Regions from separate parts of the Homo sapiens genome. Here regions 2 and 3 are each linked to region 1. The links are chromatin loops, found by intact Hi-C in ENCODE. Cell type or tissue: B cell. All regions are shown on one strand. Links, peaks and the distances in the headings refer to the core of each region. The heading gives the core; the rest is flanking DNA.

Evidence for each region. Peaks named below come from ENCODE experiments on the same cell type or tissue, not always from the same donor. Only the 100,000 strongest peaks of a DNase experiment are listed, where the experiment ranks them.
Region 2: it touches region 1 in a loop (11-fold over the local background); 3 of 110 quality-filtered maps call a loop at or near these places.
Region 3: it touches region 1 in a loop (12-fold over the local background); 5 of 110 quality-filtered maps call a loop at or near these places.

Annotation. Positions count from the first base shown.
Region 1 is chr21:29,195,109-29,205,713 of GRCh38, forward strand. The region is part of intron 1 of LINC00189 (long intergenic non-protein coding RNA 189); the gene reads left to right. Among named protein-coding and RNA genes, the nearest start is that of LINC00189, 6.9 kb to the left of the region's middle. RefSeq lists enhancers at 918-2,117, 1,375-1,614. In B cell, for the core only: CTCF peaks have their summits at 1,303 and 1,508; a DNase peak (open chromatin) is centred at 1,413; H3K4me3 peaks cover 1,751 bases; H3K27ac peaks cover 2,387 bases.
Region 2 is chr21:29,371,767-29,382,371 of GRCh38, forward strand. BACH1-IT2 (BACH1 intronic transcript 2) reads left to right here and starts at 735. Exons shown (of 2, transcript NR_046564.2): 1 at 735-797; 2 at 1,476-2,214. In B cell, for the core only: a CTCF peak has its summit at 5,027 (motif pointing left); a DNase peak (open chromatin) is centred at 4,995.
Region 3 is chr21:29,075,120-29,082,867 of GRCh38, forward strand. It overlaps a transcript of MAP3K7CL not described here. Among named protein-coding and RNA genes, the nearest start is that of CCT8, 5.3 kb to the left of the region's middle. RefSeq lists enhancers at 301-1,500, 4,049-4,188. In B cell, for the core only: no CTCF peak of the experiment used is centred there; DNase peaks (open chromatin) are centred at 1,752, 2,122 and 2,632; H3K4me3 peaks cover 1,955 bases; H3K27ac peaks cover 1,959 bases.

The DNA of each region.
Region 1 (10,605 bases), core at 133-2,632:
GGAAGACACTTACAAATGGAGATTTCCTTTACAGATATACATTTTTCTTACAAAAGGGTAACTTTTACTCTGTTTTCAGAGCTTCTCCTGTGTCTGCAATTTCTCAAAATACCTCAAAATAATCCTTATGCCAAACAGGCATATTTTCATCTCCTACAGGTCAAAGATATTCACATTCAAGAGTTTGGGAATGAAATTCATTTTGGATAATAATATAAAAATCAAGGTTTCTTTTGAGGGCATGGCGTTAACTAATTACAATTTGACACAAAAATGGAACTGTCATTCTATTTTCTGTACATGGTCCATGAAATACAACATGAGAATTTGGAATGATTTGGGTCAGTTATCCAACTACCAGCAATCTCCTTGTAACTCACAGATCCCCCTCTATAATAATCACAATGATAATAACAGCAATAATAATAAAAACTGTGACACCTGAGTCTTATTGATCCCTTAACAGGTGCCAGACGCCGTGCTAGGTGTTTTAGCTATAATTTCTTAAATTGAATTTCCATAATAGCATATACAGTGGATGTAATTATGCTAATTTGTGAAATAGCAGTTCATGCCTTCCTTCCTCTCAGCCCCTCTTTTCAATAAAGTAAAAAAAATTTAAGCAAACAAGTTTCATTGAATGATCTCGATTATAGTATTTCAAAAGCGTGGTTCAGGGAACTAAACAGCCATCCTTCTTTGGCTATGGTTTCCTCAACAACTTGGCTTCTTTCCCCTCAGTTTGAGAAGTTATATATAACTTTATGTAATCACTGATGTTTAATTTCTGTGAAATGCTTTAAAAAGCTCACAAGATATAAAACTCTCATTTATTCCCCTTTTTATAAGTGGAAAGACTTGAAGAGGACTTGAGTCCTTTGCTTTTACAGAGTTAGGGTCTAGAGCTGTTGACTTCTAGCCATTCAGAGAGAAAACATCTGAAAGAGTTATGCAGTGAAATCACAAAGCAAACATTGTTTGGGGAACTAAGATAGTATCTAGACTACACACACTGAAAAGCGAATTTATGTCCACACTTATTTTCTTCTTTGCACTCCTCTCTCTCCTTTCTTCTTCGTCTCTGTTCTCTTTATCCACTTCATATGCTGCAAGAGACATTTAGTACCTGACTACACAAAAAGAAATGTGCTGAGTTTGACTTTCTTTTTTGCATACACTAGGGAACTAATTTTAGCGTATGTTGCATTCTTTTATAAATGACTTTTTTTTGGCTGTCTTAGAGTTCTAAACTCTCGCTATCGTGCTGTGCATTTTTATTTCCCTGCTTTGCACTGTGGCAGAAAGAAAGCAAAAAGCCATCACTACACTAGGGGCGCCCTCTAAATAAAGACGGCTTTCCCCAGGTCTGACTGTGACTTTCCCCCACCCCACTAATGGAAAGGGTTAGAAAAAGGAAGTAGCATGAGTCACTGCTATTGCCACACCCTCAGGAAAACCCCTGCTCCATCTTCCTCTTGTGCTACGATGACTCTTTCTAGCCAAGGTCCTGGGTCACAGGAGCAAAGTTTTCAAAACATACTCATGAGTTTCTGGAGGAATGCAGTGTCGAACTGATTGACAACAACAAGAATCAAAACAAGGTTAGATACCAAAAAATAAAAATAAAAAATTATTTGACTGAAAAATAGAAGAATGGGTCTGATCCAAACATTCATTTATGAGCTGGTTGTTTGAAAGTGAAAACGTAGTTTCCATTTTTTACATATACATCCTCGATGATTGTTAGGACTGCTAGACTATCCACTCAAGGCTATCCTACACCCAAATGGCTGAGGTGCGTGTAATATTGTTTCTGTGGGGAAGGTTCAGTTGGCTTTCCTGTTTGGTTACCAGGGACATATTTTCCCATCCTTCACCACGGTTCTAACAGCTGGTGGGGTGATGTTCCTTTAGCCATTTGGCTGGGCAATGAGAATAGGACTTCTGGAGACAAAAATACTTGCCACAGAGATAAATCTGGGAAGGAAGAGGGGAAAACCCTGATTTCTGTTGTGGAGGAGAGAAGGTAATTTTGATATGGACAGAAGACAGGGAAATATTGGGTAGAAGAGGGTGGTTCCCCAGCAAAGTCCCAACCCTCAAGCCTTGAGACCCGTGGCCGTAAGTGGGAACAGGCATTATGTGCCCCAAAAGTTGCCTTTTGGCTCGCCATGCCCCTCCATCCTGTACCCATATAAACCCTGAACCCCAGGCTCCAGAAGCAGATGAGCAGATGAGGAGACAAGCAGACAAACAGCGCAGCAGAGAAAGAGAGAAGAGAAGGAACATCTGAACGCTGAGAGGAGCTCAGCTGGGGGTGGTTGGAGGGGAGTTTGACTGCTGGATGGCCAAACTCCAGGGGAAGATCATCTTCCCACTCCATCCTCCTCCCAGCTCCCCATCCATCCTGCTGAGAGCCACCTCCATCACTCAGTAAAACCCCACATTCATCCTTCAAGCCCGTGGGTCACCTGATTCTTCTGGGATGCTGAGCAAGAGCTAGGGATACAGAAAGCTGCCATACTGGTCCTCTGCCCTTGCAAAAAGGGGCCGCAGGCACCCACCCCTAGATACGGGGCTGGAGCCCAAGGCACTTGCCCCAGCTCCTACACCTGTCAGTCTGTGTGTTTCCCCTCCCATCAGGGGTTTGAGCAATGGTGACAACTGAAGAGCAGTGGTGTCGACTGAACAGGCGAGCCATACCTCTGTTGCATGTCCTGCGAGAGGGATCAGGAAACTTTCCCGTTTCAATCTGGGGCAACTGCCTGGGTCATTTCTGTCACTAGGGATGGGAAAATAGAGGAGAGGCAGGAGAAAATGTGGGGCAGTGGGAAGTGATGGTCTTGGTGAGGAACAGAATGAAAAGTCATACCTTCTAGGAGAGTGAGGACTGGTTTGCTGTCCTCACTTGTAGGTGTCAAGTGGTGTCGCATTGTAATTTTTATTTGTATTTCCCTAATGACAAGCACGTTTTTATGTACTCATTGGCCATTTGGACATATTTGAAGACATGTCTATCAAATTGTTTATTTCTTAATTGGGTTGTCTTTTTATTGTTAATCTCTAGGAGTTCTTCATATATTCTGCATTGTATATTCAGTCTTTGATTATATATATTATTTGCACATATATTTTTCCAATTCTGTGCGTTGTCTTTTTGTTTTATTGATTGTGTCCTTAGAAACGGGGTTTTTGATTTCTATGAAATCCAATTTATCTGCTTTTTCTTTTGTTGCTTGTACATTTGGTGTTATATCTGTGTATTAGTCCCTTTTCACACCACTGATAAAGACATACCCATGACCAGGCATGGTAGCTTGCACCTGTAATCCCAGCACTTTGGGAGGCCAAGGTGGGTGAATCACTTGAGGTCAGGAGTTCAAGACCAGCCTGGCTTAGATGGTGAAACCCCATCTCTACTAAAAATACACACAAACACACAAAATTAGCTGGGCATTGTGGCACATGCCTGTAATCCCAGTTACTTGGGAGGCTGAGGCAGGAGAATAGCTTGAACCCAGGAAGTGGAGGTTGTAGTGAGCTGAGATTGCACCACTGCATTCCAGCCTGGGCAACAGAGCTAGACTCCATCTCAAAAAAAAAAAAAAAAAAAAAAAAAAAAAAAAGACATACCCGAGATTGGGTAATTTACAAAAGAAAGAGGTTTATTGGACTCGAAAGTTCTATGTGGCTAGGATGGCCTTACAATCATGGCAGAAGGTGAAAGTCACATCTCACATGGCGGCAGACAAGAGAAGAGTGAGAGCCAAGCAAAAGGGGTTTCCCCTTATAGAACCATCAGCTCTCATGAGACTTATTCACTACCATGAGAATAGTATGGGGGAAGCTCCCCCCATGATTCAAGTGTCTCCCACTGGGTCCCTCCCACAACACAACAGAATTATGGGAGCTACAATTCAAGATGAGATTTGGCTGGGGACACAGCCAAACAGTATCAGTCTGTAAACCAAAAATAAAATTCTAAGCCCTTCAACCATCTGAATGAACCACTCCTCTTGGCCAAGGGCATTCCAAAGTTAACCTGAAAAACTAGTTCAGGCCATGATGGGAAGGGAGGGTCAGAAGTGCCTCATTATATATCCTCTTCCCTTTTGGAATTCAGGAAAAGCCTTCCAGCACTAACATCAACACAGACCTTAAGTCTTACAAGAAACATTTACCATCTATTCTCTCTGAAGCCTCCTACCTGGAGGTTTCATCTGCATGATAAAACTTTGGCCTCCACCATCACTTATCTTAACCTAGACATTCCATTCTATTAATTTCAGGTCTTTAGATAATAGCTTAACTCTTTCAACCAATTGCCAATCAGAAAATCTTTAAAATCTACCTATGAGCTGGAAGCCCAACTTCAAGTTGTCCTGCCTTTCTAGATCGAAACAAAGTACATCTTACATGTATTGACTGATGTATTATGTCTCCCTAAAATAGATAAAAGCAAGCTATACTCGACCACCTTGAGCACATGCCATCATGACCTCCTGAGGCTGTGTCACGGGTGCATCCTTAACCTTGGCAAAATAAACTTTCTAAATTTATTGAGACCTGTCTCAGGTACCTTTGGATTCACAAATCTAAGAAACCATTGCCTAACCCAATGTCATGAAGATTTACTCTTATGCTTTCTTCTAAGACTTTTTTTTTTTTTGAGACAGAGTCTCACTCTGTCACCCAGGCTGGAGTGCAGTGGCACCATGTCGGCTCACTGCAACTTTCATCTCCTGGGTTCAAGCAATTCTCCTGCCTCAGCCTCCTGAGTAGCTGGGATTACAGGCACCCACCACCATGCCTGGCTAGTTTTTATATTTTTAATAGAGATGGGGTTTCACCATGTTGGCCAGGCTGGTCTCAAACTCCTGACCTCAGGTGATCCACCCACCTTGGCTTCCCAAAGTGCTGGGATTATAGGCATGAGCCACCATGCCCGGCCTCTTCTAAGACTTTTATAGTTTTACCTCTTATATTTAGGTCTATGGTTGACTTTTATAGTTTTACCCCTTATGTTTAGGTCTATGAATTTTTGTATATGGTGTGAAGTAGGGCTTCAAATTTATTCATTTGCATATGGATATTTAGTTGTCCCAGCACCATTTGTTGAAAATACTACTGTTTCTTCATTAAATTTTCTTGACATCTTTGCTGAAAAATCATTTGACCTATAAATGTAAGAGTTTATTTCTGAATCCAATTCTATTCTGTTGATCTATATGTCTATGCTTATGCCAGTACTACATTATCTTAGTCACTGCAGTTTTCTAATAAGTTTTGAAACTGATAAGCCTAAGTCCTACAATTCCAGGTTGTTTTGGTTATTGTGGTTCCTTTGAGTTCTTATACAAATTTTAGGATTGGCTTGTCAATTTCTGAAAAAACATAGCTGAGATTTTGAGAAGGATTGAGTTGAATATGTGGATTAATTTGTGAAATATTGCCACCTTAACAGAAGTAAGTCTTCTGATCCATGAACATGAGGTATCTTCCCATTTATTTAGATCTTCTTTAACTTCTTTCAATGATCTTTTACAGATTTTCAGTGTACAAGTCTTTTACTTAAAAAAAATTATTCCTGAGGTTTTCTTTTATACTTTTGCAAACAAAATTGTTTTTTATTGTATTTCTTATTGTTTATTGCTATTTTATAGAAATAAAATTCATTTCCGTAAATTGATCTTCTATTCTGCAACCTTATTATGCTGGTTTGTTAGATTCTTATAGTTTTTTGGTAGATTTTCCTTAGGATTTTATATATACAAGATTACATCATCTGCAGATAGAAACAATTTTACTTCTTCCTTTGTAATCTGTCAAGTCTGTATTCTTTTTTATGTGCAGCCACTGAAGTCTCTGCCTAGTCTGATTAGCAGTCAGCTAATTATTAGACAGAGATTTTCTTAAATGCTTTGAACCACTAAGTTTCCCAGTCTTTGCTGATGGGATATATGTGTGCTTACCTTTTATTTCTTTCTTTCTGCCTAGCTGCTCTGGCTAGAACCTTCAATACAATGTTGACTAGAAGTGGTGAGAGTAGACATGCTTATCTTGTTCCTGAACTTTCTTTCACCATTAAGCATCATGTTAGCTAGAGGTTTTTCATAGATGGCCTTTATTGGGTTGAGAAACTTCTCTTCTATGCTTAGTTTGCTATGGGGATGGGGGTGGATTTCATCAATTGCTTTAAGAAAATGTATTGAGATGATTATGTGGGTTTATCTTTAATTCTACTAATATGCTATATTACATTGATAGATTTCTTATGTTGAGCCAACCTTGCATTCCTGGGATAATCTCACTTAGTCATGGTGTATAATCCATTTTATATGTTGTTCAATATGGCCTGCTACACTTTTGTTGAGGATTTTTGCATCTATATTCATAAGAGATATTAGTCTGTGTTTTTTTCTCTTTTGATATCTATATCTGATTATGGTATTATGGTGATATGGCCTCCATAGAATTAGCTGGGAAATGTTCCTTTCTCTTCCACCTTTTCAGAAAAGTTTGTGAGTGATCTTCATTCTTTCTAAATTATTCAGTGGAATTCATTATTGAAATCACTTGAGCCTGGACTTTTTGTGAGAAGTATTTGGATTACTAATTCAATCTCTTTACTTATTATAGGTCTATTTGAATATTCAGTTTCTTCTGAGTCAGTTTTGGTAGTTTGTATCTTTCTAGGAATTTGGCTACCTCATCTAGGTTATTTAATTTGTTAGCACACAATTGTTTGTAGTATTTTCTTATAATCCTTTTATTTCTTTAAACAACTTAATGATGTTCTTTATCATTTCTGATTTTAGTGATTGGAGTGATGTGTATTTCTTATATGGCATGTCTGCTACTGATGAATTATTTTAGTTTTAGTTTATCTGGGAATATCTTACTTTCTCCTTCATTTTTGAAAGACACTTTTGCTTAATATAGAATTCTTGATTGACAATCTTTTTCTTTCAGCACTTTGAATATATTAACTCCCATTTCCTTCTGATCTCAATGGTTTCTGATGAAAAGCCAACAGTTAATCCTACTAAGAATCCTTTGTATGTGGTAAGCCATTTCTCTCTTGCTGCTTTCAAGATTCTTGCTTTCTCTTTGTCTTTTTACAGTCAGATTACAATGTAACTCACTGTGGATCTCTTTGAGTTTATTCTACTTGAATTTATTTAGATTTTTGACTGTGTAATATGTTTGACCAAATTTGGAAAATTTTTGGCCATTATTTTTTCAAATGATATTTCTGTCTTTTTATCTATCTTTTCTTCTCTTGGACTGCCATATGTTTGTATGCTTGATAGTGTCCCACAGGTTTCTGAAGCTTGTTATTTTTTTTTTTAATCTTTTTTCTTTCTGGTCCTGGATAATCACAATTGGCCTATCTTCAAGTTCACTGATTCTTTCTTCTATGAGTTCAAATTTGTTGTTAATCCCATCTAGTGATTTTAATTTCAGTTATACTTTTCAACTTCAGAATTTCTATTCTCTTAAAACAATAATTTATATCTTTTTATAGATATTTTTGTTTGATGAGACATTATTCTCACACTTTGTTTTAATTTTTTAGATGTGGTTTCCTTTAGTTCATTAGATGATTAAAGGTCATTGTTTTTTGAGTACTCACGGACATATATATGGCAGAAATAGACACCGGGGACTACTAGAAGAGGAAGGGAGGGAGGGGGACAAGGGTGAAAAAAAAAAAACAACTATTGGGTACTATACTCACTACCTGGGTTACAGGATTATTCATACCCCAAACCTCAGTATCACACAGTATACCCATGCAACAAAGTTGCACATGTTCCCACTGAGTCTAAAATAAAACATCAAATTATAAAACAAAAAGCAAAATAAAATCTTTGTTTGCTAAATCCAAAGTCTGGACTTTGTCAAGGAGAATTTACTGCTTGTTTTCTTTTGCACGGGACATTCTTTTTTTTGTGTGTGTATGTGTCTCTCTGTTTTTGTTAAAAACTGGACATTTTAAATAATATGTCTATTCGGGAAATTGGATGCTCTCTTCTCCCCAAAGTTTGTTGTTATTGTTGCTATTTTTTCTTACTATTATTAGTTTGTTTATTCGTTTTTTTAGTGACTTTCCTGCACTAATTCTGTAAAGTCTATATTCTTCTTTTATATGCAGCCATTGAAGTCTCTGCCTGGTTAGATTGGTAGTCAGCTAATGATTAGACAGAGATTTCCTTACATTCCTTGAACCAATAAGTTTCCCAGTTTTGGGTGATGGGATATATGTGTGGGTTGGGGTATATCTTTAATATTCCTACAGGCAGTTTACAATTTTGCCTTAAACTTTCTTCCTGCTTGTATGTAATCTTAAGGTAAGCCAGAGGTGAGGAATTAGGATCTTCTCAGGTCTTTCCTGTGCAGGTACACAGCCCTGCACATGTGAATGACCTTCTGTATTTGCAGGAATATGTGTTTGCTTTCCAAAGTCTCTTATGGACATCTTAATTCCTTGGTGGTTGTGTTTTGGTCGGTTTCCTGTTAGCTCCAACCAGTAACATTGTCTCAGGCAGCTGCAATGTGAAATAATTGCCACCTATTTTTTTTTTTAAACAAATGTCCTAGGAATAGGGCTGTTGGCACAGAGCAAATTCTGGGTTAGGTCAAATACAGAAAAGCCCTGAGAACGGATATTTTCAGTGAACTGCCACACAGGTCAAGTCTTAACAATTATGAGATTTGGGGGAAGTTTTATATCCATATCCATTTGACCCTCTCCAGTGGCTGCCAGGCTGCTGGTTTTCATAGCTACCGTAGTTGCGAGGCTGTTGGTTTTCAATGTTACCATGGCATTGGGGTGGGGGAGAGGGATTAGGTCAAGTTAAAATGCCACAAAATAGCTCACTGGTCTTACCAAGATTCAGCCATTTTTTCCTGACTAAACAGTCCTTGACATTTTGCAATCTTTTAGTTAATTTCCAGAGTTCTGAAAAAGTTAATTTTGACAATTTTTGCCACTGATCTCATTGCTTTTATGGATGAGCAGATTTTTGATGGTCTTTATTCTACCATTCAAGAAGTACTGTCTTTTTTAGCATGTTAAAAGGTAAGTTTTTTTAAAAAACATAAACCATGACACAAAAATTATAAAAATAGTAAATGAACACACGCCAAAGACTTTATTTAACTCTGTATTTATTGTGGAGCATATTAAGATACTATACATTCAAAAGAGAATTAAATACACATACACACAGAGGGAATTGAGAATGCTGAAATCATTTTACAGGCATATTGGGTTAATACCTACAGCCCAATAATCAATTGTATTTCACAGGGCCCAATTCACTTTCATTTCTTCAGGCAAGCATCATTTGTGTTATTAGTTTTTGACAATATTGAGAGTAGTGAAGCAGCTGAAAGGGAGTACAAGGCAAAGATACACTAGAAGGATAGACAGACAGAGTCCTGGTAATCTTTTTTCCCCACAATAAAGTTTTTGTAGTTTTTCCTGATAAGGGAATGGAGAAGAGAGTGTAGGGAAAAGCAGTATAACATTTTGAGACCCTGGACATGTGACTAAAACAGTGGAAAAGGACAGAGCAGAGTGCAGGGGTGTTCAAGGTAGCTGTTGCTGGCCTCGCCTTCAGTGATAAATTCTTCTCTATGCCCCGCTTCCTCATCTGTAAGGTAAAGATATGGATCAGCTGATTGCTAAGGCTCATCCCATTCCAGCTGTATTCAAATGTGGCCCCCAGAACTGCAGCATCAGTATCACCTGAGAACTTGTTAGAAATGCAGATCCTTAGGCCCCATCCCAGTTTTACTGAATTGGAAACTCCAGTGTAGATCTCAGCAAGCTCTCTAGGTGATTTTGATGCAGCTGAATTTTGAGAACCATTGTATATCAATTTTCTATGAGATGGAAATTTGATATTGATATGATATAGTTTGGCTGTGTTCCCATTCAAATCTCACCTTGAATTGTAATAACCCCTGCCGGGTGCCAGGTGGAGATAATTGAATCATAGGGTCAGTTTCCCTCCTACTGTACTTGTGGTAGTGAATAAGTCTCACGAGATCTGATGGTTTTATAAATGGGAGTTCCCCTGCACACAGTGTCTTGCCTGTCGCCGTGTAAGATGTGACTTTGCTCTTCACAGGCCTTCCACCATGATTGTGAGGCCTTCCTAGCCATGTGGAACTGTGAGTCAATTAAGCCTCTTTCCTTTATAAATTACCCAGTGTCATGTACATCTTTATTAGCAGCGTGAGAATAGACTAATACAGATATCAAGGAAACTCCATTAGCTATCATGACAGCATATTTAGAATTTTCTCCTAAACTTTGAAAGCATCAATTATTTCTGTGTGTAAAAGGAAAAAGTCAGTTTGGTTAAAGCTCTTTTTATTTTTTATATAAAAAAAGGAGTTCGGCCGGGCACGGTGGCTCACGCCTGTAATCCCAGCACTTTGGGAGGCCGAGGTGGGTGGATCATGAGGTCAGGAGATTGAGACCATCCTGGCTAACACGGTGAAACCCCGCCTCTACTAAAAATACAAAAAGTTAGCCGGGCGTGGTGGCGGGCGCCTGTAGTCCCAGCTACTCCGGAGGCTGAGGCAGGA
Region 2 (10,605 bases), core at 3,960-6,459, 180 kb after region 1:
CTGGTGAGTGACAAAACCAGAATTCAAACCCAGATCCATTTGATAGTGACATTTGTTTCCACTACCCTAGTGGCTCTGGGGGAAGCCAGGACACCCATATTTTTGTAAAGTCCCGTAGTTGTTTCTAGTGTCATCCGGGTTGGAAACTGTATATTAAGTCAGTGGTTCTCAAACTTTAGCATGCATTAGTATCCCCTGTTAGGCTTGTAAAAACACAGATTGCAGGCCCCACACTTAGATTTCTGACTTGGTAGGTAGGTCTGAGTTGGGAACCAGGAACTTGCCTTTCTAACAAGTTCCCAAGTGATGTTGATGCGGGGGCCTGGGCACTACACTATGGGAACCACCACCGCATTAAGGTGAACTCAGAGCTGAATCTGACATGAAAATCTGCATTAATGGAGATGACATCAGATATCTGCAAAGTCACTTAATAGAGAACGGTTGAGACTAAGTCTTGACTAATATTAAAACTAACACATCTAAAAAGACTATGTCCATCACAGGTGGGTGGTCAGAATAGAAACATTACATAATGGGAAAGAAAATGTAGCTGATGCTATTCATCTAGAAGGAAGAAGTGATGTAAGGGTCAGTTTCCACCTTTGCTTTGAATTCCTTGGACAGCAAGCAACCATATGAGCATTAATTTGATTTATGTTTTTCAGGTATCGTATCTGATTTCAGATACATATGATGGTCTCAAGTGTGTTTTTTACCACCACCACTTTGTAGGCCTGTTGATGCCACTGCTGTTGAAGTCTATGTGAATGGTGCCCCCTGGTGGAAGGAAAAAGGTAGTTTATTACAGTCCGTTGTAAATGAGTGACCTAGCGTTGTTATCATGCTCTGCTCCTAGAGACCACTCCACTCACCTTAAACTAGCGAGCCTGAGGACCGGTCCCGGGGACCCATGAGAACATGATCTCCGAGAGCCCTGCCCTTGAGAAAGGTTCTCCTCAGCAATACTCCAACTCACCCCAGACCTAAAATTTTTTTTTTTTTTTTTGGAGACAGAGTCTTGCTCTGTCGCCAGGCTGGAGTGCAGTGGCATGATCTTGGCTCACTGCAACCTTTGCCTCCTGGGTTCAAGCAATTCCCTTGTCTCAGCCTCCCGAGTAGCTGGGACTACAAGCGCACACCACCTCGCCTGGCTCATTTTTTGTATTTTAGTAGAGACGGGGGTTTCACCATGTTGGCCAGGATGGTTTCGATCTCCTGACCTTGTGATCTGCCAGCCTTAGCCTCCCAAAGTGCTGGGATTACAGGCGTGAGCCACCATGCACGGCCCTAAAATTCTTAAAACGTGAAAATGGGGGAAGATGGTTAACACATCCATATGCTATCATGATATATATCTTTCTTCTTAGTTGTATGGGATGAAATGATGCCAAGATTTTCCTTACAGAGTAGGGATTGTGACTGAAGCCTTTGGACAGGTATTTAGGCCCTTATGAGTGTCCCCTCTTGTCTAGAGAATGGGACGCCAGGAATGTCAGATGCTTTTCAGCCTCTCCCCTGCTCTCACGCCTAGAAACAAGAGCTCCACAAAGGTCTCTCATTCCTCAAGGCTGATGAAAAGCCCAGCAGCTAAATGGCCAGAAGCCTGTCTTTGTGAGAAAGCAAGAAGTCTCTCGGTTTGAACTCTTCGGTCTAGAGACAGATTCTTCTACCAGTGGTGTAAAACCCTAAAGAGGCTCTGCATAAGACCTACCACTGCTCTGTGTCTCATGACACCCTGCCCCCACCACTGGAAGGCCACACTTATTCTTTGTGTTCATGCTTCTCTATGATCTGCAAGTTTCCCAAGAACACCTGGATTCGAAGCTCAAGTCCACCGCTAAATAGCTATGTGACCTAATGTGTCAGATGGTTATAAGGATTACAGAGAAAGAGGTATAGATAGAGCTGGTAGCAGTGACAGACACATCTTTACATCATATAATTCTGACATGCATTATTATTGTAGTTTTCTGTTATTCAGACATACTTGTTAAGAAGGTGCTGGGGACAATTTGTACATGCTGGGTATGAAAGGGCTTGGAAAGTATTTCATGAATGGAGTTGGCATTGAGGAGTCCAATCCATGTACAATGGGTAGAATTAGAAAGGCATTGAGGATAGTGTATTAGTCTGTTTTCAAACTGCTGATAAAAACATACCTGAGAGTGGGTAATTTATAAAGAAAGAAGAGGTTTAATGGACTCACAGTTCCATGAGGCTGGGGAGGCTTCACAATCATGGCAGAAGGTGAAAGGCACATCTTACATGGCAGCAGGCAAGAGAGAATGAGAGCCAAGGAAAGGGGGAAACCCCTTACGAAACTGTCAGATCTTGTGAGACTTATTCACTACCTTGAGAACAGTATGGGGGAAACCGATTCAATTTTCTTTCACCGGGTCCCTCCCACAACACATGGGAATTATGGGAGCTACAATTCAAGATGAGATTTGGGTGGGGACACAGCCAAACCATATCAGGTGGTTACATAAGAGATCCAGTAGAGAGGTGGGAACTCCAGAGGAGATAACTCACCTGGAAAGTAGGCAATCAGGAATATAGGATCCCAGTATGATGAAAAAAAAGGGGCTGTGGGTATGGGAGGCATATCTCAGAGAGAAGAAACACTGCTGTTCATGCCTGTGAAACCCAAGGTTTCCCCTTCCTCTTAAGGGTTCTCTCCCTCTAATGAGAGTTGTTTACACTGCTGATTAGAGACTATTAAGGTCTAGAAATCAATTTGTGTGGGGTTGTGGCCAGCATTTAAAAAACAGAACAGAATATGAAATATCAATGTGCATTGCACATAGTGAGTAAATATTACTTTATGAAACTTTAATCAATTACACATGTACATGTTTATAGGGGTATGATGTAAAGTGTATCATTCCTATGGGTCTTGGTACAAGGAGTTGAGAGCTGCGTCTCTAGTGAATCTACTGGGGTGGGGAGTTTTCTCATGTCTGCTCTTACAAGGTCCTCTTGACTATTTACTTTCCAGGATGGTTTTTCCCCATCAGCCTTTTCTGAGGGTCTGAGTCAGTTTGGGCTGCTATAACAAAGTACCATAGATTGTGTGGCTTAGAAATTACAGAAATTTATTTCTCATAGTTCCAAGATTAGGATGTGAGCATGGTCGGATGCTGATGAGGACCCTCTTCCGGGTCACAGCCTGCCGTCTTCTTGTATCCTCAGAAAGAGAGAAGAGCCGGGCACGGTGGCTCACACCCGTAATCCCAGCACTTTGGGAGGCTGAGGCGGGTGGATCACTTGAGGTCAGGAGTTCAAGACCAGTCTAGCCAACTTGGTTAAACCCCGTCTCTACTAAAAAATACAAAAAATTTGCTGGGCCTGGTGGTGTATGCCTGTAATCCCAATTACTTGGGAGGCTGAGGCAGGAGAATTGTTTGAACCCGGGAGGTGGAGGTTGTGGTGAGCCAAGATCATGCCACTGTACTCCAGCCTGGGCAACAGAGTGAGACTTCATCTCAACAAAAGAGAGAAAGAAAGGAAGGAAGGATGGAAGGAAGGAAGGAAGGAGAGAACTCTTTGGGGACTCCTTTATAAGGTCACTAATTACAACATAAGGGATCCACCTTCATGACCCAATCACCTATCAAGGCTCCTCCTCCAAATACCATTGCATTGGAGGTTAGAATTTCAACATATGATTTCTGGAGGGACATAAACATTTAGTCCATAACACTGAGTTAAAGCAGGTACCTATTCACTCTCCTTCTAGTCGGGGCCTGGAGCACAGGCCACCTTCTGATGCACTGTTGCCACCTCTGCAAAGTCTGAGCAGTGAGGACTGGGTGGAGGGAGGTTGAACATGGGGAAGCTGCCCTTTCTCTCTTTTATTTTATGACCCAGCCTGTTACTCATTTCGAACTTGATATTAAAGCTGTACCAAATTTTATTACAGTGTTTGAGAAACTATAAGAGAAAGAATTTTTTTTTTTTTTTTGAGACTGAGTCTCACTCTATCACCCAGGCTGGAGTGCAGTGGCATGATCTCAGCTTGCTGCAACCTCCACCTCCCGGGCTCAAGTGATCCTCGTGTGTCAGCCTCCCGAGTAGCTGGGACTACAGGCGTGCACCACCACACCTGGCTAATTTTTGTATTTTCAGTAGAGATGGGGTTTCACCATGTTGGTCAGGCTGGTCTCGAACTCCTGACCTCAAGTGATTCACCCACCTTGGCCTCTCAAAGTTCTGGGATTACAGGCGTGAGCCACTGTGCCCAGCCTAGAGAAAGAATTTAAACCTATCTGCTTCATTCTACTTTTCCAGAAGTCCAAGGAAAGAGTGTCCTGGAATTTAAACCCTTGGCACGGGTCACTTCCTAGATGCTCCTGGTTCATCATTGTGCTTCCCTGACCCCAGGGCCACACCCTTTGCTGCAGAAGGACATTTTTTCCAACTTGAGCCCTGCAAACATTTATTTATTTTGTGGGGAAGTTCTACTCTGTACCCACAGAGTTTCATAAATTTTTAAATCCACTTCTGAGTATTTATAAAAAGCCAGTGAAGTTTTAAAAATCCATTTCAGATCCAATAGATTCCCCTTTACCTCCTCCCACCTCTGCAGAGCCCTGATCATGCTTCTCCATGGGGACTTAGAGTTGGGAGAAGGCTTGATCTGCTTTTTCTCTCCTTACTCCCCTCTCTCGGGACACTCTTCCCTTTGAGTGGGGAAGAAAGATGGAAAGGGATGAAGCCGTCATTCTGGATGATAGCTTTCCCTTGCTTGTTGCCTCTTTGGCTGAGATAGACCCAGTGGGGGTGCTCACTGATGGTGGGCGTCCCAGGCTGGTTCCTTCTTGGAGTACATATGTGGGTTCTATATAGGCCATTCAGGGTTAGGGAAGGGTTCCTCCCTAGGTTTTGGCCCAATTCTCTAACGTGAGAGATCAGCTCTAGCTCAGTCTTCTGAGTCCCACCCCAGCTTTTGCTGGCAATAATACGCCCTGCCATTTCCTGTTGCTGGGACTGCCACCTTGTGGTGGCCTTCTTGTTTTGGGTACAACAGGACAGCTCAAGCTCAGCTGCCTCCTGCAGTGTCCCCCTGAGCCACAGGAAACTCAAGCTTCCTTGTAACACTGAATAGCAAAAGGGCTTGCTTCCCATTGCTGGCCCCTCTCTGTCATGTAAGTTTTTATCTCCCCTGCCCATAAGCAGATATCCCACTGTAGATCAAGACAAATCCTCTTATTCCTGACACCTGCAATGGCTATGAGTGCTTCCCTTCCTTTCTTCTCTTCCTTCCTGGAAAACATCAAGGCTGTCTGTACTGATGACCCACAAAAAGCAACCCCTTTTCTCCCCCTCTTCCCAATCTTCTGCTTGTATGGGGTAGGGGAATGAGAGGGGCCTGGGGATAGTTGGGAGCAGCAGAGCTGGTTATGTCCAACCTAATAAAAAGTCTTCGGGGAGTATATGGCCTCCAGCTGTTGGCAGCTCTCTTCAGAATGAGAGATTCTTGATATGTCTTTGCCTTTGACTCTGGGTCTTGGTCACCAATTCTGCAACAATGAAAATAGTCCCATCAACACCACTGTATGCAGGACAAAAGATCCATATTATCTACCTGTCCACTTTGAAGACTTAAGTTGAAAGTCTCTGGAACTGAAGTTTTGAAATGGCCACGAACATGCCTGAGCACACTGCCAGGAAATGGTGCGTCAAGAGAAGCCTGTTCGATTGTACAAAGGCCTGTGGCCTTGAAGGGTGACCTGGCCCACAGTACAGCAGCATCACTGTCCCCTAGTAGATATTTTCGAGTTAAGAGCAGAAATTAAAAATGCACAAAGTTAGGAGAGGAACACTTGTTTTCCAGAACCAGGAAAGGCATTTTGGTATATAATGCATTTCCATTAAGTAGAAGTAACTTGAAAAAAATTCATATTACATTTACTATAAGAGTTTAGTTGCAGAAACCCCAGAATTTATTGGATTTCTAACTTTTTTTTTTTTTAAAGTATTTTAAAACTGTGTCTATATTATTTGGCTATTTTAGTAAATAACTCACCATACTTGTGTGTAAGTGCAAATTCTTGAAGTTTTTTCTTTTTTCAAATGGAATCTGTTAATTTATTATCATAGAAATAGGATTACCTGTTGTAAAAAATTCAGCTGGTAAAAACATGTACATTAAATGCACCTTCAGGCTATTTTTTTTTTTTTTAACCTGAAGTAGAAGTTACTGTGGAAGGCCAGGCACAGGTAGATCATTTGAAGTCAGGAGCTCGAGACCAGCCTGGCCAACATGGCGAAACCCCGTCTCTACTAAAAATACAAAAAAATTAGCCAGGCATGGTGGTGTGCGCCTGTAATCCTAGCTACTCAGGAGGCTGAGGTGGGAGAATCACTTGAGCCCAGGAGGTGGAGGTTGCAGTGAGCAGAGATCACACCACTGCACTCCAGCCTGGATGACAGAGTGAGACTCTGTCTCAAAAAAAAAATAGAAGTTATTGTGGAAGGGTGCAGGGGCCTGTTACCATATGAAGTGGTAAAGACAGTGTCTCTGCCCTAAGCACCATCCAGAAATACCCCCTAAACCTCTATCGCCATGACGTTTTGAACGGGCCATGGGGGTAATGCTCATATTATCAGTGGGGATGGCAGGCCTCTTGTTGAAGTAGTCAGAATCAATGCCCTCCTTTATCCTCTCCATCCTGTTCTCTGCACAGCCTTCCTTTCCTGATGCCCCCCAAGCATCCCTGATGCTCTGATCACTGCGTTGATGTATCTCTTTCATGGCTAAAGGCCCCAGTGATTCTCCCTGTAGTCCACTTAGGTGACTAACATGGAGGTGTGACTCTGAGATTCATAGCTCCCTTGTGGCTCTAACTTATCAGGAAAAGAGTAGCCTTTTCTCATCAGGGCTACTTTTGCTTTGATTCCATCTTTCAGGTTCTCATGACTTCCCAATTCACATAAAGCTTGACACAAATTACCCAGTGCCTAGACAGTAAGAAAACATCAGCCTACCTGGAAAACTACATCCCAAATCATGTATTCTTGACAACCACCAGTTTTGGGGGATTGCCCTGACCCTCTTGCTTTAGAGTGAGGTGCCATTCAAAATGCATATTTAATAACCAGTTGTCTTGGGTGCCTGATCAAATCAGTAACTGACCAATCAGTATGGCCAAACCATTGCGTACTGGCTGAATATCAGATTGGGCGGGAGGCCAAACAGACAGGCCTCTGGGCCATGTTTCCAGTAGATTAGTTTTGTTTGGTATTCGGAGTGATTTTGAAATATGGTATGTGTTTGAGAGCCTTTAGGCTAAGCAGGCATTCTTCAATTCCCAGTCTCCCCTCTTGTTCCCTGTCCTAGAGTTGGCTGGCTTTACTCATTTATGTTACCCTGGGTTGCTGAAAAGCATCTGCTTGTGCTAGGCTGCTCTAAACCTTTCCTTGTGGCCTGGTCTCTATCCGGCAGCTGATAGGTCCAATTTGTTTCTTACTACGTCCTCTCAGCTTGTCTCCATGTGCATAGGCCTTCATACAAGAGGAATTATATGAAGCCCCCATTCGTGGGGCCTAAATTTCCATAGAGGTAGGCTTCTTATTCTGGATCTGAATTATACCAATATTTCTGTGGCACATTAAATGATAATTTATTTGGAAATGAGAGACTGCATATACAAAGACAATGGCCAGACTGTATATGAAAATAGAACAGCTTACACCTACCTGCCCAGAAAACCAACTCCTTGTTTCTAACAAACAGCCCAGGAAACCAGCCTGCTTTAAGTCAGACTTGGAGGGGGTCAGATGCTATCTAGGGCAACGGTCTAGGAACTTAACAATCACTTCTGGAACAATTGGTCTAAAACGGCCAGGACTTGAAGAATGACTGACAGCTTCCCTAATTCTTGTCCCCACTTCCAACTTAGGACCAACCAGAGAAATGCAAATATGCAACAGGATGCCAGTTTCTAGCTAGGCGGCCCACAGCTTCCCCATGCCAGCTGCCTGCAATCAAGGCACATGAGAAGGCTTCCCCCTTTTCCACTGTAGGGCTTTTCCACTCTGCCTGCCTTTGAGTTCTTGGCCAAAATGCAACTGATGGTGGCCGACTCCCTTGTTATAGCAAGCCCTGAATAAGTAGACTTTTCTTTTCTCCTTTGGTTTATATTCATTTAGTTTCCACAGAAATAAATTCAATTACATTTAGATAATCAAAATAATAGTAAAGGCCGTTAGCAAAATGGCAAAATGGAGAGGAAAAATAAGAATCTTGTATTCCGTAAAAGTTTAAGAGGAGTTTGTTTTTCAGGATGCTTTGAATCTCCTCCATAGATCACTTCTCCAATTTTTCCTGTCACCACAGAAATTTACAATATTAATAAAACAACTCGTTAAAATTTTGAACTTTGCTACTTTCAAACTGAAAACTTTTTGAAGCTTAAGGCAGTTATTTCTGCAAAAGATGGCTTCAGGTTTATTAATTTAAAAGAATGCAGGCAGTTTTTGAAATATTATCATCTAAGTGACTTTTTTCTACATTTATAAATACTCTACTGTCCCATCATAATTAAAAGAATATGAAAAGAGTTTGAAATATACTTATAGCTTAAAACATGGAAATAATTCTTTTTAACATGAATAATTATCCCACCAGTTTTATAATCTAATAAAAATCAAAGTAAAAGAAAAATGCTAGGCATTTTAATTATGAGAAATCATATGTATTCTGGGAACTTAGAAACGTTACCCACATATTTGTACTCCAGAATCCTCATTCTAGAAATTCTTTCCTCAAAGATGTTGCAAAGAAGTGGAGCGCGTATGTGTTTTTGTCAACATGACCTAAAACTTATAAAGCTCTATATGAAGCATACCTGTTTTCAATCCAAATTTAACGGTAATTTACTTCACATTTGAACTGGGATGCAGACTAGAAATCCATAGTCTTTGCATATGCTTTTCTTATTTATTCCTCTAAAATTATAGGAATAAGATCTTTATTTATTTATTTATTTATTTATTTATTTATTTATTTATTTATTTTTGAGATGGAGTCTTGCTCTTGTCGCCCAAGCTGGAGTGCAATGGCATGATCTCAGCTCACTGCAACCTCCACCTCCCGGGTTCAAGCAATTCTCCTGCCTCAGCCTCCTGAGTAGCTGGGATTACAGGCACCTGCCACCACGCCTGGCTAATTTTTGTATTTTTAGTAGAGATGGGGTTTCACCTTGTTGGTCAGGCTGGTCTCGAACTCCTGACCTTGCGATCCACCCACCTTGGCCTCCCAAAGTGCTGGGATTACAGGCGTTAGCCACCACACCCTGCCCTGACCTTTATTATTCTTAACTCTAGGCAGAGAGAGGTAGAGGAGAGAATACTGTAGAAACTGTTTTGTGTTTTCTAACTTTTCAGGAATCACTTTAGAGTTGACTATAATATCCTTCATACATATGCATATTACTCATATTGTGATTTTTAAATTGTAAATCCTTCAGAGAATTCCCCAAATACTCCCTTTCTGGGTGTCTCCATTGGTTGATGTATTTTGAAGAAATGGATATCAAAGGTGTTCAAGGAATACTTTTTGGCAAATTGATTAAATGCAAACTGATTTTATATTAGACTCAATTTGGAAGATGAGTGTGCTGAAACAGTAAGTCACTTAACGCTTATTTTGTATTATTTGATTTACTCCTCCCTACTCTTTTCTAGAGTTAATTCACATTGACTGTATATCTTTTGATTTATTAATTATTCCCCTGCCTCTTGTGTAAAATAAGAATACCTTATATTCACCTGATCTTAGGTTTTTATGGATTGAAAGGAGTTGGAGGGCTGGTTATAACTTGGAGTGCTAGGCCGTGCCCCTAGAGTTTCTGATTCTGTGGGCCTGGGATGGGGCCCAAGAATTTATTGCGTGTATAATAAGTCCTCAGGGGATGCTGATGCTGCCAGTCTCAGGACCACACTTTCAGATCCGCTGCTATTGTGCCATCTATAAGTTAATATGAATTCCACAGCACACTTGTATGTGTGTGCCTGTGTGTGTGTGTATGTGTGTGTGTGTGTGTAGGCAGTGTTGGTGGTGGTAGGAATAGGGGTATGGTTTGACCAGGTAGGACCTGGACATAGAAAAGGTTGCAGGTATAGATCATTGTGAGAAGGCCACGGAGGTCCTGAAGGATCCCAGGTCCCAAAGGCATAAGGATGAAGGGAAGAGAGAAAGAAAAACCGACATGTTCCTGACAGCTGGATGCTTCTCCCATTTAGATTTCTCTGAACTGAAATTCTAGATGGTTTAATTACTCCATAAGGTTTGCTAAATTGCCACGTCTCAGCCTCACATACAATGCTGGTATCTACATTCTATGCTCTCAGACTATGTATTAAAACTGTGCACTGGTGGAGTAAGCTAGTTAAATATTTGTACATTTGACTGCACACAGCTACTGCTTATGTTTTCTTGTTCTTCTGCTCTATCTTAAGGAATCTGTATGAGTCAGCCAGTTAAAATGCTGGCTGGGAGGTAATTAGCTGGGAATTTTAACCCCATCATAGTCATTCACCTGCTTGAAGAATGAAGTGGATGGGTACTTTAGTGAGTCTAGCAACTGTTTCTTTCTC
Region 3 (7,748 bases), core at 504-3,003, 120 kb before region 1:
TAGTTCTTTATAGCGATTCGAGAACGGACTAATACAGCCACCCTTTTCATTCTTGGAAAATAGAGATATTTTAAATAAAAACATACATATTATCATGTGATAGGATTATTATTTTTTAAATAACGTTAAAAATTTATCAGTTTTAATTTCTAATATAGCAAATATTCATACCTATAACCCACATAAACAAAAGACCTTTGGGGAAGTTAATTTTTAAGAGTCTAAAGGTGTTCTGAGACTGATACGTTAGAGAACTACTGTAATGATCAGTCCCGAACAACAGAACAATCCAAGATTTTTCCTGGATTAGCTAAGAAATAAACAAAAGCACATTCCTCTGACTCAGAGATAATATTACTTATAAAAATAGCTAACACAAAATAAAATTGAAATAAAACTGAAAGGAGCTAAAATGACACCTGATTAACATATTAATATATATTAATCTATATTTAAAGTGACTTTGAGGCCTAGGTTCTGGTCCTTGTCTCACTGGTATCTTCTCCATTTGGCATTAATGTCTTGTATTCTGGCCCCAGTACCTGGAATAGTTCGTGCTGTCTGCTTTACCACTTCTGCCTCAGGGTCTTTGCCTCTGCTGTTCTTCCTACCTAAAATGCTCTTCTATTCCCTTATGGCTGAATTAATTCTACCTCAGTATGCAGACACTTTCATTAGAAAGTCTTTGATGACTCCCAAGACATTCCCTGTTTGTCATTCTCATAGCTTCTGTGTTTCTCCTTCATAGCACTTACCACAGTTGTAATGACAGAATTATTTGTCATCTTTCTCCACCAGCAGGTAGGTGGTGAATCACCAGCACTTATACTGTAATTGGACAATGCACGGAGTAAGGAGTCAATAAATCATCATCAAATGAACTACTGGGTGACCAAATGGATATCCAGAAGAGGAGATCGAAGAATTAAGGTGCTGTGGTCTCAATGTTTGTGTCCCTCCAAAATTCATGTTAAAATCTTAGGCCCTGAAGTGATGGTATTACGTAGGGCCTTTTGGGAGATGATTAGTTCATTAGGTCTCCACCCTTATAAAAGATTAGCGCTCTTATGAAAGAGGCCCAGGGGAGCTTATTTGCCTTTCCACCATGTGCTGACACAGCTAGAAGGTACTATCTATGAACCAGGAAGCAGGCCCTCACCAGACACTGTATCTGCTAGCACCTTGATCTCGGACTTCCAGCCTCACGAACTGTGAGTAACACATTTCTACCGTTTCTAAGCCACCCAGTTTGTAGTATTTTGTTATAGTGTGTCTGGAATTGGTGGGTTCTTGGTCTGACTGACTTCAAGAATGAAGCCGTGGACCCTCGTGGTGAGTGTTACAGTTCTTAAAGGCGGCGTGTCCGGAGTGTGTTCCTTCTGATATTCGGATGTGTTCGGAGTTTCTTCCTTCTGGCAGGCTCGTGGTCTCGCTGGCTCAGGAGTGAAGCTGCGAACCTTCGCAGTGAGTGTTACAGCTCTTAAGGCACGTCTGGAGTTGTTTGTTCCTCCCAGTGGGTTTGTGGTCTCGCTGGCTTCAGGAGTGAAGCTGCAGACCTTTGCAGTGAGTGTTACAGCTCATAAAGGCAGTGAGGACCCAAAGAGTGAGCAGCAGCAGGATTTATTGCAAAGAAAAAAAAAGCTCCCACAGTGTGGAAGGGGACCCAATCGGGTTGCCACTGCTGGCTCTGGCAGCCTGCTTTCATTCTCTTATCTGGCCCCGCCCACATCCTGCTGATTGGTAGAGCCCAGTGGTCTGTTTTGACAGGGCGCTGATTGGTGTGTTTACAATCCCTGAGCTAGACACACAGGTTCTCCATGTCTCCACCAGAGTAGCTAGATACGGAGTGTCGATTGGTGCATTCACAAACCCTGAGCTAGACACAGGGTGCTGATTGATGTGTTTACAAACCTTGAGCTAGATACAGAGTGCCGATTGGTGTATTTACAATCCCTTAGCTAGACGTAAAGGTTCTCCACGTCCGCACCAGACTCAGGAGCCCAGCTGGCTTCACCCAGTGGATCACGCACTAGGGCTACAGGTGGAGCTGCTTGCCAGTCCGCCGCCGTGAGCCCACACTCCTCAGCCCTTGGGTGGTTGATGGGACTGGGCGCTGTGGAGCAGCGGGCGGCGCTCGTCGCGGAGGCTCGGGCATGGCGGGCTGCAGGTCCCTAGCCCTGCCCTGCAGGAAGACAGCTAAGGCCAGGCGAGAAATTGAGCACGGCAGCTGCTGGCCCAGGTGCTAAGCCCCTCAACTGCCCGGGGCCGGTGGGGCCGGCAGGCGGCTCCGAGTTGCGAGGTCCGCGGGGCCCACGCCCACCCGGAACTCACGCTGGCCCGCAAGCACCGCGCGCAGCCCCGGTTCCTGCCCGCACCTCTCCCTCCACACCTCCCCGCAAGCTGAGGGAGCCGGCTCCGGCCTCGGCCAGCCCAGGAAGGCGCTCCCACAGCGCAGTGGTGGGCTGAAGGGCTCCTCAAGTGCCGCCAAAGTGGGAGCCCAGGCAGAGGAGGCGCCGAGAGCGAGGGAGGGCTGTGAGGACTGCCAGCACGCTGTCACCTCTCAATAGCAGCCCAAACAGATTAAGACATGGGAGGTATGGTCTCTATTCTTACCATCCAGACGTATGTGAAGTAAAACCAGAGAACAACACAAAGCAATCAAGAGGGTTTTTGCGCAGAGTTTGCAAAACGCCAAGGAGACTGTAGGTTTCTGTTATAGTGATTCAAAAGCCTGGGATCCTCATGTTAGGTGCTGCCTGAAAACATGGCCTCCAGCCTCCAGGAGAGCTAAAAGCCGTGAGGATTGGGGGTTGGGGATGTCTGAGCCATCTTAGGATTCTGATAAGGACTCAGTTCACTATTTGTTTCTAGTTACTTTGTTTCTGTTTTTTTCATTTTTTGTTTGTGTTAAAGTTTTAACCCCTGTACGTCAGAATTGTTTAATGTTTTTGGCTTGTCTATGTGTTTTGATTTTTTTTGTATTATTATTTAATTTTCCCAATTCCCATTAAATCCTTAACCTCCTGACTTTTCTTTTTCTGCCTCCATTTGTATTGTTTATTTCATGTTACTATATCATCTTATGTTTCAGTATTTTTCTGTTGAATTTTAATTCTTTTGTTTGGCTTTGGAGTCTGACTCATTTTGTGTTGGCTCATTATTTTGCTTCAGGATATTTTTGTTGTTGTTAAAATCTTTTAATATTCCTTTATAAATTTAAATTTTTTTCTCTTTTAATCGAATTTATTTGGGCTTAAGAGGGCACAATAATTTATACCCTTATTCACTTTCTGAGTTTGGAAACAACCAAGAAAATAGAGGGGTCAGGAGGCTGGAATTCAGAGTCTCGCTGGACTACAGAGAACGTGGCTTAGGGTGAAAGCACAGGCATGCTGGGCATCATTGCTGCTTTGCACTGATCAGAGAAGGAGAGACTTTAAATGGGTTAACTCCATGCAATCAAGAAAGGTAGCCCCATGTCAATCCCTTACCAGTGAGGTAACTTCCAATGTGGGTCAGAAGGAGTGGATTGAGAGGCCGAGAACTGGGGGTAACCAAAAGAGTAAGACTAAACAATACTCTCCTCTCAATATAATTGTTACTTTTGTTCATCTCCCTGTAAACCTCCCTCCCACTCTTCTGCCTTTTATCTATGGAGTGGGGATGAGGTTGAGGGGAGACTCGGCCTACGACTACCATGTTGGTCCCACAGCTCCACTTAGTTTCTGTCAAGCACACATGAGACAAGGCATGGCTAAGGTAAAGTCCTGACTGATTCGACTGGTAAAGATGCAAGGACACTTTTTTAGAATCAGACCGTTTATTCATTACATAGATGACAAAAGGAAGACTAGCCAAATGTGCCAACTCCTTGAGGTCATTGTTCTGCTCATCAAAAAGAATGACACTGAAACCAAAGGGACTTGGAGATTGCAATGCGAGTTGGGTAATGCAGCTCGGTGGTTTTGTGTTCTGCCACTCTATTAAGAGAGGGTGAAGCAGGAAGACCCACGTCTCATCAGAACACTGGAGGTGATGAGAAACTGCTTCATGACAGCTTCCCAGGTGAGATCAGGAGGTGAAAGGAAGATGGCCTTGGAGAAGCTCTTTGCAGGTCTCCATCTTCTCGTGTTCCAGGTGGATCACAAGGCATTTGGCCAAGACTCAGGCCACAGGAGAAGCAGTGCCAAGAGACAGGAAGGAAGTGGCTCTGCCCTGGTGTATCCACAAAGGGCATGCAGGCAAAGGCCCATGCTAATCTGAGTCTTGGCCAAATGCCAAGCTCTTTCTTAGCTTTGGCTTGCTTCCTTTTCTCTATGGGTCTCTCAGCTTCCCCATACTGTCTCACCACTCCCCCCAGAAAGGTCTCTACGTGTTTCATATTCAAACATCCCAAGAGGGAGCATCTGATTGGTTCAGTTTATTGCTTTGCCACAAAAAGCCCCCAGGTTCTGCTAAATTTTCAGAAAATACAAGTTTCCATGGCTGCTTTGGCCTAAGCAAGAATTGGTGGTGCACTCAATGGCAAACGAGGGCCAGGGTCATGTGAGTCATCTGTAACCTTGGTGTGAGAATGCTCTGTGGCTGTTTTGTTCCAAAGTGGGCTCTGTGTGTGGCCTACATTCAGAGTTTCAAGAATAGTCCAATCAATCTACTTGAGGCTGTACTGGAGTGAGTAGCTCCCTTAAAGTCTCTCCAGGTTAGGGCAAAGTCACAAGAAATGAAATGTATTATAATCACTCCCTGCTTATTACCATTCTAAGAGGGAAGATCTTGAACTGGATGAAAGTGATTGATTCTTTTCTTAGTTTAAATGTTGGTTTAGTTGTCCCGGTGTCTTTTGTGCCTAGGTGTGATTGAGCTGGTTAGATTAATGGGAACGAGAAGGGTGAAATGGAATGAGATGCATTTAAATCCTATTGGTGATACCTTAGATATCTAGAGATGAAATCTTTATTTCAGGTGACTTGAGAGAGAAGGTTCTCTTGAGCCTTTATGAATCAACTGTTGATGAACTAAAACTGTGTTTATCAGTCTCTCTTTCAGCAAAGATAGAAGTTACTGTCATAGTTCCCCTGATCAGTGTGCTAGACTGGCACACATGGGGTCTTCTACTGCAAGGCTGGGAAGCAGAAACTGTGTTTCTTGGATTCTGTTGCAGTTATGGCTGTGGGTACAAATAAGCCTCCACCAATTAGATACTTTCATGTGAGGATTGGAAGGTGGTAGGAAAACAAAGCCTATTTTCATGCTGTTTTGGCATTTCTGCCATAAGCCCCTAAGGCTGCCGTGGTTTAAACCAGAATTCCTGATGCACTCATGGGTGTCCAGGGGCCAGGGTCTTTTGTAACCTTAGTGTAGGGAATGTGATGAGATGATGCATTTTTGGCACCTCTTTGCCAAAGATAACACCTTGCTCTCCGTGCTTACAGATGTACAAGGGCAGCCGTGGGGCTGGCAACAGCTTCGTAATCCTGGCTTCCTGCTTTCTGGGTCAAAGCCCTGGTGGTGTGTTCTTGATATCGGTCCATCTAGTGGCGTTGTTTGATTCCTCCCACCTTGCTGATCATTCGTAGTGTAGCCCCCAAGGTGAGTCATTCTGTTACATCTGGGACCTATTCCCAGAAGCCCATTTTAGAGCTTGCTTCTCTAGCCCATCAAGAATTTTTGAAGGATCTGATTCCTGTATTAAAGCCCTTCTGCTTGAGTGGTTTTTGTTTCCTGCATGCTGTATGACATAATTCCTGTGTTTATGATTGTTACAAAGCTAAAAACAGCCATGGCCAGGCTTGTGAGCTCACATCAGAAATGAAATTCAGAAGTCATTCAGAATCTTACCAAATCCAGTTTTTACTCTTGATTTAAAAATATTTTACTTTTTAAAATTAATTATTGTGGCTCGCCCAGACTTGGCAGTTAGAATTGAATATCAGGAAAGGTTTTAAGACAAACCTGACGAAGAAAGTTGAAGTAGTCACAGTATCTAGAAATACAAGAGGGCCTCTTTTCTCAGGCTTATATTTTGAGATAAATTTCCTCTCCTTAGTACATGCAGGGAACATTTCATTTCATAGTTTTGCTGATTAAAAAGGCCAAATTATATAAATTACCTGGAGGAGGTTTTCTGCTATTAAAATTGTTTATGGTCAGCCGGGCGTGGTGGCTCACGCCTATAATCCCAGCACTTTGGGAGGCCAAGGCAGGTGGATCACAAGGTCAGGAGATCAAGACCATCCTGGCTAACACGGTGAAACCCTGTCTCTACTAAAAAAAATACAAAAAAATTAGCTGGGCATGGTGGCAGGCGCCTGTAGTCCCAGCTACTCGGGAGGCTGAGGCAGGAGAATGGCATGAGCCTGGGAGGCGGAGTTGGCAGTGAGCCGAGATCGCGCCACTGCGCTCCAGCCCAGGTGACAGAGCGAGACTCCGTCTCAAAAAAAAAAAAATTGTTTATGGTCTGTAAGTATCTGGCCTTCCCAACTTGGTTCTGATGGACCAAAATATAGTATATTTCCCATGTCTCCCTTTGTAAAGAAAGGTAAATTTACTCTTTCTTTTATTATGAATTCATCAGTTTACTGGTTATTCTTTTTTATATTTTAGCCAGTTTCCCACCACAGATTGCAAGTTTGGGTTCCTCAGACCATTGTTTTATGCAAGAAGCAGGCTTTTGGCAAGTTTCTTCCACATCAAATTACTTTTCCTTCTGTATATTTTATGCAGAAATCTTTCAATAACAAGATAAGATTGTTTGCAGCTTTTATTGATCTTTACTCAATATTTGATTCTGTGCATAGGAACCAGTTGTAGGCGAGCCTGCTTACGTACAATATTGAACCCAGTCCTGATTCTTATGTAGAATTTGCATCTTAACACCAGTGCAAAGACCTGGGTTTGATAAGTTAAATGGTTATTTCAAAATGAATAAAACAGGGATGTTTTGACTACTTTGTTTCTTTTTGTTTTATAATATAATATTACTTTTGGATGAGCTAACTGAATCTGTCCCTCTTTCCACTGAGAGTAAAAGTAATAAGTATTCTCTACTAATATTATTAAGTTCATAGATGACTCTAGCAGCTCTTGGTCCTATTTCCTAATATTATGTAAAGAAATGGCTTAAGTTCAGGCACTGCATTAGTTAGCGATTGTTGTGTAACAAACCACTCCAAATCTCAGTGGCTTAAAACAACAGCTACTTCTTATTTCTCACAAAATAATTTCTCACAAAAAATTTCTAAATTTTTTGTATGCCTAGGACTGGTTGGGTGGTTTGGCTGATCTGACCAAGCTTTACTGTATTAGGCAGGGATTGTTTATGTATCTGCAGTCAGCTGGTGGGTGGGCTTGGGGTTGGGGAACAGTGTTGGCAGGCTTGGAGGTCTCAGCTGGAACAATTCAGCTGTGCATCACATGGTCTCAGCCTCTAGTAGGTTACCTGGGCTTGCTCTCATGAAAGTAGAGGGTGCCAAGGGAGCAAGCAGCAATGTGTAAGCACCTTGTTAAATTTGCTACTAGCCCATTGGCTGAAGTAGGTTATGTGGCCACACCCAGGATCAGTGTGGCAGGGCAGTATCAAAGGCTGTAGATACATGGAGGCACGTAAGTTGAGGACAATAGTGCAGTCAATCTACCACGGCCACTCTAAAACCCCAGTCCCTGCTTTTGGCAAGAGTTTTCCACCATTCATTTACTTGGTGTTCAACAACTTCATTCAACAAGTTTCTTAAGAAAATACTGGGATCAAT